3 separate regions of the Homo sapiens genome follow, and all the other regions are linked to region 1. The links are chromatin contacts, found by Hi-C or POLR2A ChIA-PET in ENCODE. All regions are on one chromosome and are shown on one strand. The core of a region is the stretch at or near the end of the contact, and the rest is flanking DNA. Distances in the headings are between cores, read along the strand shown. Region 1 holds the start of PSMB7 (proteasome 20S subunit beta 7). Region 2 has its middle 60 kb from the start of NEK6. Region 3 holds the start of NEK6 (NIMA related kinase 6).

Region 1 (4,415 bases), core at 1,099-3,598:
CTACATGCTAAGATAGATGGTCTTCATGTACAATGTTTAATACTCACAATAGCCTTATTAAAATGAAATTCACTGGCAAGGCATTGTGGCTCATGCCTGTAATCCCAGCACTTTGGGAGGCTGAGGTGGGCAGATCACTTGAGGTCTGGAGTTCGAGACCAGCCTGGCCAACATGGTGAAACCCTGTCTCTACTAAAAATACAAAAATTAGTCAGGCGTGGTGGCATATGCCTGTAATCCCAGCTACTTGGGAGGCTGAGGCATGAGAATCACTTGAACCCAGGAGGTGGAGGTTGCAGTGAGCTGAGATCATGCCACTGCACTCCAGCCTGGGTGATAGAGGGAGACCGAGTCTCAAAAAAATAAATAAATAAATAAAATAAAATAAAATAAAATAAAATTCACCTAACGTAGAAGTCACCATTTTAACCATTTTAAAGTGTGCAACTCAGTGGTTTTTAGTGTATTCATAATATCGTGCAACCAATACCACTATGTAATTCCAGAATATTTTCATCATTTTCCAAAAACTCTGCGCCCACTAAACAGTCCTATCCATTCTCTCCTCCTCCCCTAACCCTTAGCAACCAAACATCTACTTTCTGTCTGTGGATTTGCCTATTAAGAACACTTCACATACATGGAATGATACACTATGTGGCCTTTTGTGCCTGGCTTCTTTCCCTCAGTATATTTTTAAGGTCCATCCCTGTTGTAACATGTATCTGTGCTTCAGACTTCTTTATGGTCTAATAATATTCCATTAAATGAATTTACCATATTTTGTTTATCCATTCATCAGTGGATGGACATTTGTTTCCATTATTTGGCTATTGTGAATAATGAGACCCCCCCCTCGCTTTTTTTTTTGAGACGGAGTCTCTGCTCTGTTGCCCAGGCTGGAGTGCAGTGGCGTGATCTCAGCTCACTGCAACTTCTGCCTCCCTGGTTCGAGCTATTCTCCTGCCTCGGCCTCCTGACTAGCTGGGACTACAGGTGCCCACCACCACGTCTGGCTAAGTTTTTGTATTTTTAGTAAAGACGGAGTTTCACCGTGTTAGCCAGGATGGTCTCAATCTCCTGACCTCATGATCCGCCCACCTCGGCCTCCCAAAGTGCTGGGATTACAGGCGTGAGACACCGCGCCCAGCCAATGAGACCCCTTTTGACGCAGGGCAGGTAAGCCCCAAAGTGCGGCTGAGCCCACAAGGGTTCTTGGCTTTGCCCAAGAAAGAATTCAAGGGCAAGTTAGAGGCAGAAGAAAACGGCTTTATTGAAGTGGCGGCGTTACAGCTCCATGACTGCTCCTGCAGAGCAGGGTTACCCTCTTAGGCAGAGTGTCAGGGCAGTTTTGCTGTCATATTTATACACACTTTTAATTACATGCAGATTAAGGGGTGGTTTATGCAGGCATTTCTAGGGAAGGGGTAGTAACTTTTGGTTTATGGTGCCACTGCCATGGAAAGGGGCGGTAACTCACGAGTGTTGCCATGGCAACGGTAAACTGACTTGGCTGGCTGGTGAGCGAGTCTTAGGGAAGACAGCTTCCGTCCAGGCCCTGTTTTAGCTAGTCCTCAATTTGGTCAGGTATCTCAGCCCCATCTCTGAATGGAGGCCTGCCTTCTACCTCACCTTTGTAGAAGTTTTTGTGAATACATGTCTTCAACCCTCTCGGGTGCGTATCTAAGAGGATAATACTTTTTGGGGAACTGCCAAATTGTTTTCCGGAGCAGCCGCACCGTTTTGCATTCTCACCAGCCGTGTATTCGGGTTCCAATTTCTCCACACTCTCGCAACCCTTGCGCTTTTCTGTCTTTTTGTTTATGGCCATCCTAGCGGGTGCGAAGTGGGATCTCACTGTGGTCGTGCTTTGCATTCACCCTATGACTAATCATGTTGAGCCTCTTTTCACAGACTTAATGGCCATTCTACAGCAGCCTTTTGAGCTAGGTTGTAATCTCCATCTGATAGCGGAGGAAACAGATTCAGAGAGTTGAAGAGACTTGCTTAACGCAAGGGGGTGGTGGGGCTGTGCCTGGGACTTGGGTCTGTCTGTCTCTGAAGCACCGCAGAACCAAATTAACGGTAGAAACAAGTCCAGTCTGAGCGGCAGGAGACCTGGTCGCTGGTGCGTTCACCTTGGACAAGTCCTTTCCCGGTTCCGGGTGTCACTTTCTCCTCCGTGCCACTTGGGGCGATATACTTCAAACATCTCTGGCCTCTCTAGGAACCAGAATCTCTAAGATCAATCGTTCTAGTGCGGCGTTTGCCCCGCCCCTTCAGCCCCCGTTGCCAGCGACGCCGGAAGTGCTCGGCTCTTTTTGTTTGCACCCGCCTCCGACCCGGAACTGCTTTCTTGGGAAGATGGCGGCTGTGTCGGTGTATGCTCCACCAGTTGGAGGCTTCTCTTTTGATAACTGCCGCAGGTGCCGCCTTGCTTGGGGCTTGGTTCAGGGAGGGAGAAGAGTGCGGTGCTCGGGTGGGAGCTGGGCCAAGGTGTGATACGAGAATTCTGAGGGAAGAATTCATGGCGGGGCCTGTGGCCCGCGGCTAGTGTGACTCAGGGGAATCAGGGCCTGGGCGTGGGTTTCTCCTGAAGCCGGGTCTGCTCTCCCACCTTCCCAGCGCACTCGGCCACCGTTTATCTCCGTCTCCTAAGGCACGTCACGGCCCCTTTGTAAGACTGTCTTCGTTGGAAAACGGGAGAACAGTGCTGATGGTGGGAGGATTCATTAAACAGATGGGCGTGAAAACAAGTAGCAGCTTTCCTGAGTTCTCTGTTAGGCACTTTTCATGCCAGTGCTGTGCGATGTGGTCCTGCCCTTCAACACTTGATTCTCTCATTTGCTCTTAGGAATGCCGTCTTGGAAGCCGATTTTGCAAAGAGGGGATACAAGCTTCCAAAGGTCCGGAAAACTGGCACGACCATCGCTGGGGTGGTCTATAAGGTAAGCCGGGTTAGGCTAAGAGCAGCAGTGACTGAACCGGCAACAGGAATCAGAACACTTGGCTTCCGGTGTCTCTCCCGGCTCGGTCTGGAAAGGCAAATGCTATAGAATACATCAGGAGACCGTCTTTCAGGAGCGACTGCTTTTGTCAGGTTTTGTGTGCTTCTTAACAGTTTATGTTCTTTCCTCACTTTGCTGAGGTTTTTTCTTTCTTTCTTTTTTTTTTTTTTAAACAGGTCAGTTAGCTTCTTAATTACTAGTTTAGGAAGCTGAAGTATGTGATGGGAGATCACGAGATTTGGGGTCAGACAGGTCTGTCTCACCTTTGAACTCTATAGTGCTGATTCCAACTTCTGGCAGCTCACTTTCCTTCTCACAGGGACACCTTCAGATGCATCAAATGGAGATAACTCCTGCCTTAAATTGTTGGAAACGTCAAAAGGGATAATGATTACCTGTGCAACATGTTTTAAAGAAAAGCAACATGTTTTAAAAGGAAATTGATAGTGATGGCTAATTTAATGGAAAGATTCCTGAGTCTTAATCCAGGTTTTTTCCAGATTAGCTCTGATTTACAAGGAATTTACCCGACACCTGAGCCTCACTTGAAAATGGGAATAATTCTTACCTACTCAGGATTCAATTAGTAGCATTTACTAAGAAACCTTTTCTTAAATCCTGAAAGTGTAGCACAATATTTTTGCTATGAGTTTTGGCTGGCGTTTTGAGATTAGGGGAGCATGTGGTATGGCCAACATAGTATTCCCTAAAGTAGAATAGAGAGTTGCGGTTGGCTTATATTTGTAAAATTGTTTAAAAACTTTTTTTTTTAATAGGATGGCATAGTTCTTGGAGCAGATACAAGAGCAACTGAAGGGATGGTTGTTGCTGACAAGAACTGTTCAAAAATACACTTCATATCTCCTAATATTTAGTAAGTATTGATTCGTTTGAATAACTCTTATATTTTCAAACATGTCAGGGCTAAAAATTGACCTTCCTGTGCTCCTTACTAAAACCTGTTTTTCAACCTGTATTTTCTGTCTCCCTTAAATGGCATTTCCAGCCACCTGTTACCTAAGCCAGTAACTTCAAGTCCTCTCTTTGCTTCAGTCTCCAATTGAATTGGTGGCCAGTTTTGCCCTCTCTGTGCCTCTTGAATCCATTCCCTCCTATCCTTTCCTTTGCTAAGGCTCTAGTTTGGGTTCTTTTTTCTTTTTCTTTTTTTCAAACATTAACTTGAACCATAGAGGTTCTTTTTTCTTAGCTGGACTATTGCAGTTACCATTTAATTGGCCTCTCTTAGGCATCCTATTGTTCACTCTTCTGCCATACTGGATTTTGTAAAACATAGATCTGATGGCATCCCTTTCTTAAAAAGCTTTTCAAGAGACTTGTCACATTTCCACATGGCTTTTAGGATAAAAATCAAAATTCTGTGGCCTTGCACAGTCTCATAGAAAGCCT
Region 2 (4,415 bases), core at 1,081-3,580, 220 kb after region 1:
GCTGAGGCAGGAGGATCACTTGAGCCTAGGAGTTTGAGGCTACAGTGAACTATCATTGTCCCACTGCACACCAGCCAGGGCAACAGACAAAGTCCCTTTCTCAAAAAAGCAAAAAAAAAAAAAAAAAAAAAAATAAGAACTTGACTCACATTCCAATTGCTGATGAGAGTCACATGACCAAGCCCAGCACACCATTCAGGATGTATACTCACCCAGGGCAGGTGGAGGCCTGTGAATATTTATGGACCAGTACCCCAACCTATCATACAGCCATGGACATAACTGACCCAGGAACAGCCCTGCTGGCCTTCAGTTTTCCCCTCTGTGAGACAGGAGTGTCTACCAGTCGAGTTAGAGTTTTTCTATTTGTAGCCGAGATGGAAGCTGGGTCGTGGGGTGGCGTGGGTGGCTGCAGGGCCTCCTAGGGGAAATGTACCATGAGAAAATATGGATTCTGGAGTAAGCAATAGGGCCTGAACAAAAAGGAGAGTTCCAGACTTGAGGTGGTGGCTGGGACTTGAACCCCCAACCCCATCCTCCTGCCGAGGTGTGTGCTGCACCCAAGGGAAAAGCTAGCTCTAGGTTTTTGAACTTAGAAAGCAGCTTCATCAACTTCTGCATTGGGGCTTAAGCACCTCCAGGTAGAGACCTCCTGAGTGAGCATAAAGCTTTCCATCACAGACCCAGGAGCTGCCCAGGTCTTAGGGGCTGGAGCTGTCAGGAAGGGTCTGGCGCTGGGTCAAGGCACAGGAAAGGTCTGTGTGGAACAGAGGCTGGTGCAGCAAAGGCTCAGGGGCCAGGGCCTGGGTGCGGTGGCTCATGCCTGTAATCCCAGTACTTTGGGAGGCCAAGGCAGGTGGGTCACCAGGAGTTCAAGACCAGCCTGGCCAACGTGGTGAAACCCCAGCTCTACTAAAAATACAAAAATTAGCTGGGTGTGGTGGTGGGCAAGTGTAATCCCAGTTACTTGGAGGCTGACCTGGGAGAAACGCTTGAACCTGGGAGGCAGTGGTTGCAGTGAGCCGAGATCATGCCACTGCACTCCAGCCTGGGCAACAGAGCAAGACTCTGTCTCAAAAAGAAAACAAAAAGCAAAAAACATGCTCAGAGGCCAGCCCAGCTGAGGTGCCCTGGTCAGATTCATAGGTCCATGGAAGACTCCATTTGGGAACAACCCGAACTCTCTTGTTGGGGCAGAAGGTGGGAGATTTGTGGTAGACTAGGGTTCTGGGACAAGGAGGTGGGCCTTGGGGCTGGGTGCTGGATGTGCCTCTCCACGTGATCTTCTTGCACCCAAAGGACATGGTGAGGCCTGTTCAGCCTTATGTCATGGCCTGAGGTTCCCAAGTTCAACACCCACATCTTCCATAGATACAGAAGTCCCCAGTGGTCAGCCTCCAGTAAGAAGAGAGTAGGCAGCGGGGAACGCTGGCTTAATAAATAAGAAAATAACAAAAATAAGAAGAAACGGGCCAGGTGTGGTGTCTCATTCCTGTAATCCCAGCAATTTGGGAGGCTGAGGTGGGCAGGTGACTTGAGGTCGGGAGTTTGAGACCAGCCTTGCCAACATGGTGAAACCCCGTCTACCAAAAACACAAAAATTAGCCAGGTGTGGTGGTGCATGCCTGTAGTCCCAGCTACTTGAGAGACTGAGGCAGGAGAATCACTTGAACCTGGGAGGTGGAGGTTGTAGTGAGCCGAGATCACGCCACTGCACTCCAGCCTGGGCGACACAGCGAGACACCGTCTCAAATTAAAAAAAAAAAAAAAAAAGAAATGACATCAACAGTTGCATCTGTCCATAGTGTGTAGCGCAGCATTCAAGGAGATCCCTGAGGCATCTGGGGTGTCTGATATCCTATAGGCACCAAGGCTTCCTTAATGCTGCCCCCACCTGATTTTAGAGTGGGGACCGCAGAACAATGTCTGGTCCACAAAGAGCTCAGCCAGGCTGACCACGGAGGCTCAGTGGACTGAGAAGATGGTCAGAATGTGTGGTTTCAACAGCTAAACCCAGACACCCTGGTGTGCGTTTCTCAAATTAGCGATATGTGGGTGGTGGTAGAGGGCAGTAGATCTCACTGGTTGTAACCACAAGCATCCTGGGGCCGTACTGGCAGTGGGGGAAGATGGTGGAGGTAGGGGAAGAAGGGAGGAGTGGGGCAGGTAGGCGAGGACCACGGGAACTGTAGGACTTTAGGGAATTCAGATGTGTCATAGTCACTGTGGCCAGCAAGGCCTTGGGTCCTCTGCCCACACAACTTCATGTCGTCTTGCAACCACCCCACTGGGAGGGGCTGTTACTATCATTTCACAAATGAGGAAGCAGAGACTCAGAGACGGGAAGTACCATGTGCAGATATGAAGGGAATGGAGCTCAGCTAGCAGTCTACGTGACCGTGGCCAAGGGGCCAAGAGGACCAAAGCTCAATTCAGGTCAAAACCCGTCTCTGAGAGGGTCCAACTGGGCAGGCAGGTGTGGTGGGCATCTGTGCTCCTGGCCAGCCCTCCAGCTCCCTTCTCTTGTATCCTCCTCTCCCCTAGGTGGAACCTCAGGGGCCATATTTGTACCTCTCTGCTCCCCTAGCGACAGCTGATTAGACCAGAGGTGCAGGCTGATTTGAGCTGAGCCAATCAGCTTCTTTCTCCTGTGACTTTGGCTTTGAGAATCAGGGATACTGGGTTGCCTTCCTGGCTGGTTATTTGAAAGGAGGCATAAAGCTGGGCTGGACTGGCTGTGTTTGGCCACTTGCTCATAGAATGGCAGAGAGAAGACTCAATCATGGAAAGGTTGAAATGCAGTTATGGGAGGGAGAGACAGAGACAGGCAGAGACAAGATAGAAAGAGGCAGTCATGCAGGAGAGATACTGAGACAAGGCGGGGAGCGGGAGAGGGAGAGAGAAAGGAAGGAAAATAAGAAGGAAGACTGAGATAAAGAGAGAGATAGTCACAAGGAGCCTAAGACACTACCTCCAGATCTCCTGACAACTTTCTGGGTCCCTACTCCTGCCTTCCTGAAGCTGCTCCATGTCCAGCCTTGGATCTCTGGGACCCTCCTGTTTTAATAAATTCCCTTCTCTTCTTGGGCTGTTTTGAAGAAGCTTTCTTTCTTTTATTTTTTTTACTTGCAATTAAACCCCCTGACCTCATTGCATTCAATCTGTACATTGTTTTGGGAGTACAGATATTAATAATATTAATTCTTCTCATCCATGAGCATGAAATAGCTTTCCACTAATTTAGATCTTCAATTTCTTTATCAATGTTTTCTAGTTTTCAGTATACAAATATTACACCTCCTTGGTTAAATTTATTCCTCAGTATTTTTTTAATGCCTTTGTAGATAAGATTGCTTTCTTGATTTGTTTTTCACCTAGGCTGTTGTTTTTGTGTAGATCTGCTATTGACTTTTGTGTGTTGATTTTGCATCCTATGACTTCGCTGAATTTATTTATTAGATATAACAGGGTTTTTTTGTGTGGAATCTTTGGGATTTTCTGTATATAGAATCATGTCATCTGCAAATAGAGATCATTTTACTTCTTCCTTTCTGATTTAGATGACTTTTATTTCTTTTTCTTGTCTGATTGCTCTTGCTCATACTTCCAGTACCATGTTGAATAGAAGTGGAGAGAGTGGGCATCCTTGCCTTGTTCTAGATTTCAGTAGGAAAGTTTTTGATTGTTCCCCATTAATTATGGTGTTAGCTGTGGTTTTTTCATAAATGGCCTCTATTATGTCAAGAAACTTTCTTTCTATGCCAAAACTGTTAAGAGTTTTTATCCAGAAAGGATGCTGAACTTGGTCAAGTGCTTTTTCTGTTTCAACTGAGATGATTGTGTGGTTTTTATCTTTCATTCTGTTAATGTAACGTACCACATTGATTGATTTGTGCACATTAAACCAGTCTTGCCTGTCAGAAATAGACCCTACTTGGTTATGACATGTAGTCTTTTTTGTGTGTTCTTGATTTTGGCTTGCTTATATTTTATTAGGATTTTTACATCGATGTTCATTATAGAGATTGGCCTGTAGCTTCATTTTTTTGTGTGGTATCTTTGTCTGGCTTAGGTATTAAGGTGATTCTGGCCTCATAACAAGTGTTTGGAAATATTTCCTCTAGCTCTATTTTTTTGGTAGAGTTTAAGAAGAACTGATAATAATTCTTCGAATGGCTGGCCGAATTCAGCTATGAAGCCATCTGGTCCTAGGCTTTTCTTGGTTGGAAGATTTTAAATTACTTTTTTGATACAGTTTGGATGTTGTCCCCACCCAAATCTCATATTGAAATGTAATCCCCAGTGTTGGAGGTGTGGCCCGGTGGGAGGTGATGGGATCATGAGGGCGGATTTCTCATGAATGGCTTAGTACCATCCCCTTGGTGCTGCCCTCACCATAGTGAGTGAGCTCTCCT
Region 3 (4,415 bases), core at 938-3,437, 160 kb after region 1:
CCTCCTCTCAGCTGCCCCAGGACACAGGCTTGACCCCCGTGTGCCTCAGTTTCCTTGTGCACAAAACCAAAAGCATTTTCTGTCACAGAAGACCAACGGGAGATTCACACCCCCTAGAACGGCTCCCAGCACACAGCCCCTTCTGCTCCGCAAAAGGGAACTTCCTCCCCATTTCCCTCCTCTGCCCTTGTTCAAACCCACCAGAAATGCCACCAGTTAAAGCCAGGCGCTCCATTTCTGGAAACCCAAACAGCTCTAAATCCAGACCAACCTGGGTCTAAGGCCTTCAGTCTGAGACTTTATTTTGTGGAGATACAAACTACTTTTTAGTCATTTCCGAAGCAGACGGGACAGCAGAGGCTGACAAACCACAGGGACCATTTTAAATCCTGGGCCTTTTCTTCTGGGAAGTTAGGCAAGAACCTTCCCAAATGTTTGCCCGTCAGGCTCTCTGCCAGGGAGTGACTCATTCCACGGCTCCCCACAGGCATATTTTATTTGGGGGTGGGGGACGCAGCGAGGGCTTGGCCTTGATGGGGGAAGGAGAGGGGGCATTTCCAGCAAACCCAGAAGGTGTTTTCTTTTTTTCATTTTCAGGAGAAAAAAGAAAAAGAATGTGGGTCTTTTTTGCTTCCTTCCAGGTTTTGTTTGCTAAAAGAAGACGTCCAAAGTTCATTCGGTAAGCTCAAACTCGCTGAGTCCAAACTCGCTGAGTCCGGGGCAGGCGCTTCCAGACGGCTCTGCGTCCCTTTCAATGAAATTCTTCTTCCATTAACGACAGGGTTTTTAAACGTGCCTCCAAGACCTGCCTGCACGTACTGTACACCAAACTAAGGCGACATTTTCCCCCAAAAAAGGCAAGCTGAATTTGGAAAAGTCAGACCAACTAGGGAGCTCTGGAATTTCTAAAGTTTGCCTTAAAGCAATTAAGACTTTCAGCTGCAAAGATTTTCAACAGTTAGAGAGCACGCACACACACAAAAGCCTGTCAGTCAAAACTGCAAGGACAGACCTCGGAAGCTGGTGTCCCAAGCCCGCTGTGATCAATTTGTTACTGTCCTGGGATTCACACTTGGAGCCTAGGAGAGGTATAAATAAATCAAAAGATCCGTCTACTTAGCAGGGCAGGCAGAGAGGCCCCCACATACACAGGCAAGTCTAGGGTCAGCCCCCCAGGCCTGGCTGGAGAGAGACAAGAACAAAGACAGGAGAGCCTGGAGGATATTTAGGAAAACACACGTCCTCGGGTGCCCGGCCGAGGGGCCCACCACAGCCTCCGCTCGCCCAGCCTGTGTATGCAGAGAGGGTCCTGCCAGTGGCCCTGCCGCAGCCTGGCTCTAAGACCTTTGCCTCTGTCAGGCCCAGCCAGGCTCTGAGTCTGCCCTCCTGGCCCCTGGTTCACCGGATCAGGCCCAGCCCCGACCCCCAGCCCATGCCAGGCCGCTTCTCTCTCCACGGGCTCCCTGGCTCGGGGGCCATCACTGTGCAAAGGCCTGGTGGGCGCAAAGGGGGCCGGCCCCTCAACCTCAGTAATAAACACGCTCGCACGGCCCTGCACACTCGTTATACTCACACCCACACAGGCATACTTTCGCCCTTCTAGGCTCACGCATGTGCTTGCACACAAATCACTTTGGAATGCACACACGTGCACACACACACTCCCTGAGACCCGCACGTACTCCCTGCGGCGCCCGGCACACTCCTCCGCCCGTCGTCCCCACTCGGGAAGTGGGTAGCGGGGAGCCATGCCCGCGTCCCCGCACGCACTCACCCCAACAACGCCACCAGACGCTCCGGGGTGCACACGCACACCCGCCGGGGACGCGCACACCCCGGGACACGCGGACACGCCGCCCCCGCCCGCCCGGCCGCCGACACGCTCAGCCCCGCGCGGCCACACTCGCGCCCGCCTCCCGCTCTCCCCCGCGGAGCCGTGGGCGCGCGCCCGCCCTCGGCCCGGCTGGGGGTGACGGCCCCGCCGCCCGGCCCCCGCCCTTCTCCGGGCCGCGGGGCCCCACCGGCCCGGCCCCAGCCCCAGGCGACTCACCGGCGCGCGGGCGGGCTCGGCTGCCGCTGGGGGACCGGTGCGCTGGCCCGCGGGCGGCTGGAGCGGTGCGTCCCACACGAGTTTGCGGCGCAGCGGCCGCACGCCCGTCAGCTCGGTTCCGCCGCCGCCGCCACCGCCTGCGCGGGCCCGCGCGCCCGCGCGCCCGCCCCTCCCCGCCGCGGGGCCGCGCCGCCCCCAGCGCTCGTGCGCGCTGCCGCCACGCAAGCTTGAGGGGCGGGGGGCGCCCCGGCGGCGTCCTTCCTGGGCCTGGACCCCTCGACTCCGCCGAGTTCTGCGGCCGATCCGCTCGGCCGAGGAACCCCTTCCCCATTTCAGAGATGGGAAGACTGAGGCCCAGACTCACAGGGCGCAGGCCGGCGTCTCCCCATCTTCTCCGGCTCTAGACTTATGATGAGGGTCTGCAGTCAGCCAACCCTTGGACTCCTGTGCGTCTTCGGATTCCCCATCGCCTAGCATTGCTCCTACCACAGCCCTAGTCATACTGAAATTGGCACAGTAACAAGCACTTATTGTGCACCAGCTGAATGCAGGCACTGAAGTAGGCTCCAAGAGTATTCCGATGAGGGGAAGGCCCTGCCCCCTGCCCTCAAAGTGCCAGCGACTCTTCATCTGGAGCTCCCACTTCCTGTGGCCCCCGGGGGACCAGCAAGAGCCAATGTGCAGAGGTTTCTGGAAGTAGTAAAAGTCCCCACTAAAGAATGTTGAACGCCCCCTCTAGAAGTCAGAGCCTCCCTGAGACCCAAGCAGCTCAGTTCTCACTTCACCTCCTCCCCGCACCGAGAGCGGCCGCTCCTGGCTGGGCTGTTTCCACCCCTGCTGCCTCCCCTCCACATTCAAAACTGTGCTGCACCCCAGGAGGGCTGGAGCCAGGGACACTGACTGCCTGCTTGGGCGCAGCACTGTACTGGGCACAGGGTGAATGCCCGTCTGGCTTCTGTTTGCCAAATGAGTGGAAGTGCTTCAACTGGCCGTGATCTGTAATAATGACACCAACGGAGCGTCCACCACGTGTGCCAACGTTACCCTTGTGCCCATTTTACAGATGGGCTTTGAGGCTTAGAAATGAAATTTCAGGCTGGGTGCGGTGGCTCACACCTGTAATCCCAGTACTATGGGAGGCTGAGGTGGGAGGATGCCTTGAGGCTGGGAGTTTGAGGCCAGCCTGGGCAATATAGCAAAACCCCATGTCTACAGAAAAATGTAAGAATTAGCTGGGTGTGGTAGTGCCTGCCTGCAGTCCCAGCTACTCGGGACGCTGAGGCGGGAGGGTCTCTTGAGCATAGGAGTTAGCAGCTGCAGTGAGCTATGATCGCACCACTGCACTCCAACCTGGACAACAACAATAAAAAGCAAATTCTTTTGTTCAAAGTCACCCAGATGGTAAGTGGTTGAGCTGGAAAGTGCACGGCAGATTGTCTAATTCCAGTGCCTGTGTGGCCAATCACTAGGCAGCCCTGCCTCAGGAACAGCATAGCCCTGGGCTTCTGGAACAAGAGGGCAGACGAGGCAGCAGCTGGCCCACAGGAGCGGGCCTGGTCCCAGCTCTTGTGGATGAAAATGCAGACATCACAAACCAATGGGGAGGAAATGGATTGTTCTGCAAATTGTTTAGCCGTTTAGCTGGAGATCTGTTTACAGCCTTGCCTCCCATGATATACACCACAATAAATGTCAGACAGATTGAAAAGTTAAATAGAAGAAATAAACACTGCAACAAATAATAGAAAGAAATCGAAGTTCTGAGACAGCGTATTGCAGTGTTACTAGAGGATTTGTGATACTGGCCATATTCATGCAGCAAACATTAGTTCAGTCATTGGTTCACCCGACACATCTATGAGCACCTTCCATGGGCCAGGTACTTTTCTAGGCACTGGGATAAAGGAGTGAACAAAATATGGCCCTTTCTTGGGGCTTCAGTCAAGGGGGAGGGATGGGGTGGGAGGAAGACACTGAATATCTGCCATTTCAAGGATAAGAAGTTTGGGCCGGGCGCGGTGGCTCACGCCTGTAATCCCAGCACTTTGGGAGGCCGACGCAGGCGGATCACAAGGTCAGGAGATCGAGACCATCCTGGATAACACGGTGAAACCCTGTCTCTACTAAAAATACAAAAAAATAGCCGGGCATGGTGGCAGGCGCCTGTAGTCCCAGCTACTTGGGAGGCTGAGGCAGGAGAATGGCGTGAACCCGGGAGGCGAAGTTTGCAGTGAGCCGAGATCGCGCCACTACACTCCAGCCTCAGTGACAGAGCGAGACTCTGTCTCCAAAAAAAAAAAAAAAAGAAGTTTGGTGGAGAAATAACTCGGAAGGGTAGGAGGACCCAGGGGTGCTTTTTTATAGG

What was found. Hi-C counts contacts between places; a loop is a spot of excess contacts on that map. ChIA-PET counts read pairs that join two places held with the same protein, here RNA polymerase II (POLR2A). Pooled maps may share reads with other maps.
Region 2: a map with no recorded cell type shows a loop between it and region 1 (8-fold over the local background). The contact joins the enhancer-like site here to the promoter of PSMB7 in region 1. A Hi-C loop is called at or near these places in 2 of 37 single-sample maps with no recorded cell type and 9 of 50 pooled maps. POLR2A ChIA-PET finds 5 or more read pairs at or near these places in 1 of 52 experiments (activated T-cell).
Region 3: a map of endothelial cell of umbilical vein shows a loop between it and region 1 (3-fold over the local background). The contact joins the promoter of NEK6 here to the promoter of PSMB7 in region 1. A Hi-C loop is called at or near these places in 2 of 168 maps with a recorded cell type or tissue (CD4-positive, alpha-beta memory T cell and endothelial cell of umbilical vein) and 12 of 50 pooled maps. POLR2A ChIA-PET finds 5 or more read pairs at or near these places in 1 of 52 experiments (WTC11).

The regions. Positions count from the first base shown.
Region 1 is chr9:124,413,375-124,417,789 of GRCh38, reverse strand. PSMB7 (proteasome 20S subunit beta 7) reads left to right here and starts at 2,348. Exons shown (of 8, transcript NM_002799.4): 1 at 2,348-2,426; 2 at 2,855-2,948; 3 at 3,785-3,882. The coding sequence starts at 2,365. RefSeq lists an enhancer at 2,392-2,441.
Region 2 is chr9:124,195,451-124,199,865 of GRCh38, reverse strand. No RefSeq gene overlaps it. Among named protein-coding and RNA genes, the nearest start is that of NEK6, 60 kb to the left of the region's middle. Within about 2 kb of position 2,330, at least 9 of the 41 ENCODE cell types and tissues checked have a DNase peak (open chromatin) inside an H3K27ac peak, as active enhancers do.
Region 3 is chr9:124,255,721-124,260,135 of GRCh38, reverse strand. NEK6 (NIMA related kinase 6) reads right to left here and starts at 2,187. Exons shown (of 10, transcript NM_014397.6): 1 at 2,051-2,187. LOC613206 (a long non-coding RNA gene) reads left to right here. Exons shown (of 2, transcript NR_149024.1): 2 at 642-926. RefSeq lists an enhancer at 625-1,570 and silencers at 1,608-1,977, 2,038-2,167.